Linked DNA regions of Mus musculus: region 2 is linked to region 1. The links are chromatin loops, found by intact Hi-C in ENCODE. Cell type or tissue: left cerebral cortex. All regions are shown on one strand.

Evidence for each region. A loop is a pair of places that touch in the nucleus more often than their neighbours do. Peaks named below come from ENCODE experiments on the same cell type or tissue, not always from the same donor. Only the 100,000 strongest peaks of a DNase experiment are listed, where the experiment ranks them.
Region 2: it touches region 1 in a loop (10-fold over the local background); 6 of 42 quality-filtered maps call a loop at or near these places.

What each region holds. Positions count from the first base shown.
Region 1 is chr19:4,645,471-4,647,970 of GRCm38, forward strand. It overlaps Gm960 (predicted gene 960), which reads right to left. Exons shown (of 15, transcript NM_001033447.3): 11 at 130-251. Among named protein-coding and RNA genes, the nearest start is that of Rce1, 21 kb to the left of the region's middle. In left cerebral cortex, no CTCF peak of the experiment used is centred here; DNase peaks (open chromatin) are centred at 1,020 and 1,801; H3K4me3 peaks cover 219 bases; H3K27ac peaks cover 1,955 bases.
Region 2 is chr19:4,696,166-4,698,665 of GRCm38, forward strand. It overlaps Gm960 (predicted gene 960), which reads right to left. Exons shown (of 15, transcript NM_001033447.3): 1 at 2,012-2,500. Among named protein-coding and RNA genes, the nearest start is that of Gm960, 1.3 kb to the right of the region's middle. In left cerebral cortex, no CTCF peak of the experiment used is centred here; DNase peaks (open chromatin) are centred at 1,187 and 2,258; H3K4me3 peaks cover 1,002 bases; H3K27ac peaks cover 1,819 bases.

The DNA.
Region 1 (2,500 bases):
GCTTAGCTCCCTGCCCAGGTGCAGTGCTTGCTAGGACCTCAGCAGAGGCAGAACAGGAAGAGGTACCAAGGGAAAGGAGGGTCCAAGGCCCCTGGACTATCCACACCCAGGCTGTCAATCTCTTGTTACCTTGGCATCATGGTGGTACAGCTGCCAGACCTGATCCACAGCTGACTGGATGGACTGCTGTACCGTGCTGCGGCTCTCCGAGAGGATGGCGCTGAGATGGGCTGTGAGCAGAGTGTGGAGTCCTGAGAGGATAAGAATGTTAGACCCCTGAGTGAGGATGACTACTGCTCACACGAAGTGACAGGACTGGAGCTGCGGTAATGCCTCCTGGAGGCAGCCACTTCTATTACCTCTCCACAAATAATTACTTTTTAGAGACAGCCCCTCTCAATTCCCATTTGCAAAAGCAAGCTGAGGAAAATTTAAGTGAGTTACATTGCTTTTGAAGAAACAAATGCTAATTCACGCAATGAACAATAATAGTGGTGTCTGCCAAAGTGGCATCCTCTTCCAAAGGAGAAGGAAGCCTCTTAGGGGAGTCTAGCCCTCCTCTATTCCTCTTAGGAGAGTCTAACCCTCTTCTATTCCTCTTAGGAGAGTCTAACCCTCTTCTATTCCTCTTAGGGGAGTCTAACCCTCTTCTATTCCTCTTAGGAGAGTCTAACCCTCTTCTATTCCTCTTAGGAGAGTCTAACCCTCTTCTATTCCCTCTAGGACATCACTGATAAGGGAGCCCCTGTTGTCCGCAGTGTGTCATTTTTTACGTGCTGTAGTAAAGAAAAGGCTAAAACGTACAAACATTATTTAAAGTGGAGCTAAGGTCGGGGATGCCACTCAGCTGAGCACTTGCCTAGCATGTGTAAGCAGCCTTGGGTTTGATCGCCAGCATCACATAAACTGGGCATAGCACATGTCTGTGATCCAGTACTTAGGGGATGGAGGCAGGAGGATAAGTGGTCTAAGGCATCCTCGGCTAAGCAGTGCATTTGAGGCTGCCTGGAGGCATGTGAGTTCCTGCCTCAAAACAAACTAAAAATAAGCAAACTGGGGATGATCTCAGACGAGGCGACCATAGCCACCCCTGCTTAGCATTACTCAGAGGCCGACGCGGGGCTGGAGAAGTGGCTCAGTAGTTAGGGGCTCTTGATCTTGCAGAGGACCAGGTTTGATTCTCAGCACACACATGGAGACTCATAGCATCTATAACTCCAGTTCCAGTGACTCTGACTTGGGAATGCTAAGCACTCATGTGGTACATATACAGACACACAGGCAAAACATTCATTCACATACTCACATACACACACACACACACACACACACACACACACACACACACACACACACACATATTTTAAAATAAAAGTTAGAAGGATCAATTACTATCACAGGGCACCACAAAGCTCTCCGGGGAGAGAAGGTTATCTTCGATTTTATAAAGGAATGTGCAACTAGCAGTAAGAGAGCGCAGGTTAAAGGTTTGTCACCAGTCAGTGACAATGAGGTAACTTCATTCACTGCACTTCATGCAGAAAACAGCATTTCTTATCTGCTCTCTCAGATATGTTGTCTAGATAAACTGAGATCATGCAAAAGGAAGTATTTTGATACACACATGCAGTGTTCAAAGTGGGGGAAAGTACTGCTGTTGTCATAGTGACGGAACACGTAGATTCTATTTTATATATGCTGGCCTCAAGAGGAACCCAAGAAATGAGAAGTTTTTGAAAGCATACATTTAATTAAAAAAAAAATTATTCCTAAAACTGTTCCCACCACCAGATGCTTCTGACGCTGTAGCAGAATAAGGAGTTAATCATGGAAGCTCCGTGACAAGGTGGGCGGGGGCCAGCGACTGATTTTAAAGACACAGGAACTCAGACTAAGGCTGCACAATCTGCTTCTAAAGCAAGGAGCTCTGGAGAAGGTGTCCAGGGCAGTAAGGAAGGCGGGGGAAAGACAAAGCAGACTCGCTGCCCTCGCGGTGCAGCCTGCAGAGGCTGCCCTAGCCCTGGAGGGCTTCCAGTAGGCTGCTTTACTTACTATGCAGCAGGAGAGGAATTTTAATTACTATTTTTAAAGATAAAAAAGTTATTTATGTTTATCTGCATGTATGCATGTATGTATACATACACACCTCGAGGTGCTGCAGAGGCCCGAAGATGGCATCAGATCCTGGAACTTGAGACAGCAGCTGCTGTGAGCCATTTTACTTAGGTGCTGGGCCTGACTCTCTGCTCCTCTGCAGGACTCACCTTGCTCTTAACCACAGAGCTATCTCTTCAGCCTGGCAGTGATTTTTGTTTTGAAACAAGGTTTTTTTTAATATTTATTTATTTATTATATCTAAGTACACTGTAGCTATCTTCAGACACACCAGAAGAGGGCATCAGATCTCATTACAGATGGTTGTGAGCCACCATATGGTTGCTGGGATTTGAACTCAGGACCTCTGGAAGAGAAATCAGTGCTCTTAACCACTGAGCCACCT
Region 2 (2,500 bases), 51 kb after region 1:
AAACATAATCTTTAAAATCATGGTCCTAAGCAAATTTGTATGATACAGTTAAAACTCTATTATAAAATACTGTAGTTCTGCTTATGAGATGACAGATTTACATTTGCTCAGATCATGGCATCTAAACACAAAAAATATGCAAGTAGACAGTATAATTCAATATTATGCACACCAAGACAGGAAATTAAGAAAATAAGTTGCTGCTAGGCAGTGGTGGTGCACGCCTTTGATCCCAGCACTTGGGAGGCAGAGGCAGATGGATTTCTGAGTTCAAGGCCAGCCTGGTCTACAGAGAGAGTTCCAGGACAGCCAGGGCTATACAGAGAAACCCTGTCTTGAAAAACAAAAAACAAAACAAAACAAAAAAAAGTTGCTGGGTAAGTTCACCTAGAAACAAAAATTTTTTTAAAAATGAACTGCAATTTGTTTTTTTATTTTCTTGCCCAAATAAAAGCCAACTATGGAAAAGAGTGGTATCTAGTTTTGAATTATCTTTTTCATTCAGTAAATCAACATTTTTGAACGTCAAAATAAGATAAATACTTAGCTATGTTATTTGTGAATGTTGGAAAGGGACTGTAAGTTAAGAGTACTTGGCTGTTCTTGCAGAAGACCAGAGTTCAGTTCCAGCACCCACAGGGCACCTCACAACTTGGTCTCACAATGTGAGACCAAGCTGGCCTCAAACTCACAGATCCATCTTGCCACTGCCTCCTAAATGCTGGGATTAAAGGCATAAGTTACCTTAATGGCCTAAAAGTCTTATTGTTATGTGTATGAGTGTTTTGTCAGTATATACATACATTGACCACATGTTTGCTGCTCATGGAGGTCAGATGGAGCGAACTGCCACCAGGGTGCTGGGATTCAAACTTTAGAAGGCCCCAAATCAACAAATCTCTTAGCCAACACCTTTTTTTTTTTTTTTTTTTTTTTTTTTTTTTTTTGGCAGGGAGCTCTGAGTAAACAAATTTGGTAACTAAGATTCCAATTCGTACCATAAATTATGAAGATGGTTTCTGGACACTTCTACAGCCTAACATCTTCCTTCACATTTTTCCTGTGCTCTCTCTGTTCAGATTTTTTCCAGTGCCTTTATGTGTAATGATAGCAGTTGGGAAAAGAATACTGACTAGTGGGTGAGTCAGAGCCCTGGGTTCCATCCCAGGTTCTGTCATCTTGTTAAATCTAATCCCCCAACTTCCTTTGACGATGACAAAGAAGACACCAAGGACCAGGAATATTCTAAGTTATCTCAGAACCTATAATTCTGTATTCATTTGTGCAGTGTTCTTTAGAAGGCCTGGAGTTAAGTGTCCCATTAGGTAATGGCTGCCAAGTTCAGCAATGGTGCGAACACATGTAGCTAGCTGGCCCAGGTATTCATTCAATGCCATCTTCCAGAACTAAACAGTTCCCCGTCCACATGTATAGAAATGTGTATGTATGTATGTATGTATGTATGTACGAGCCCTGGATTCAACCCTCCACACCTCACGGTGGCTGCCCCGAGAGCATATCACACCTTCTCCTACAGCTTGGTGTCCCCTTGCCTACCACCTGATTCCCTGATCCACCCTTCCATGATGGCACATTTCCTTCTCACCTTTCCAACTCCCCTCTCATCACTGGTGGATAGAAAACGCTAAAACTCCAGTTGGCCAACCTCCAAGCCCCCTCCAGAATCACCCCATATTTGGCATCACCATAGTTGGTGACCTTTCAGGTCTTCGGCTTTAGGTGGTGATGTTAGCGCACATACAGGCAAAGCCCGGAACACGGAACACATCGGTTCCTCAGAAAGGACCCACGAGGCTGATGGGTGGTCCTGCACCTCATACCTCAGGCCCTTCCCACAGTCCCAAAGAAAGAGGGATTTTAATTTTTTCTAGCCATTCACGGCATTTTCTTCTCCACCTCAGGAATTGCCAGATCCCTGCGCCCAAACTTGGAGGATCTCCTCACAATGCCCTCCTCTCAGAACTGTCTTTCTCTCCCTTCCCAGCATCACCTCACAGACAGCCAAAGCCGTCCTCTCCATTCTGTAAGGAGAGCGGCTGCAGCTCTGGGACTGCCAGTTGGTCACAGCCTCCTCCTCAGCTAGGGCTTCGACCCGGAGGGCGCCCACGCCGGGCAGTCCCTTCCCGCCTGACCGCGCGTCCGCCCCGCCCCCAGCCCTCGCGCCTGCGCACTGCGGGAGCTGCCCCAGGCGGCCCGCATCCGTAGGCGGGTGGGCGGGAGGACAGGTGGCGCATCTGCCAAGGTTGGAGGCGAGCCGGGAAGAGGCCGGGCGGCGACTGCTCCTGAGACTTTCCCACGGTCTCGCCAAGACACGGCCCTCGGCCCTTTTCAAAGCGCTCTGTCCGCCCTCGGCGTTTTCCAGGGCTGCTCCCTGGAAAGCCGCGGCTGCGTAGTGCAGGATTCCCAAGCTGGCTCTAGACCCCAGATGGCTTTGCCTTCTGTTCTGCGGGCGGTGCCTGGGACCAGGCTCCACTTCCCA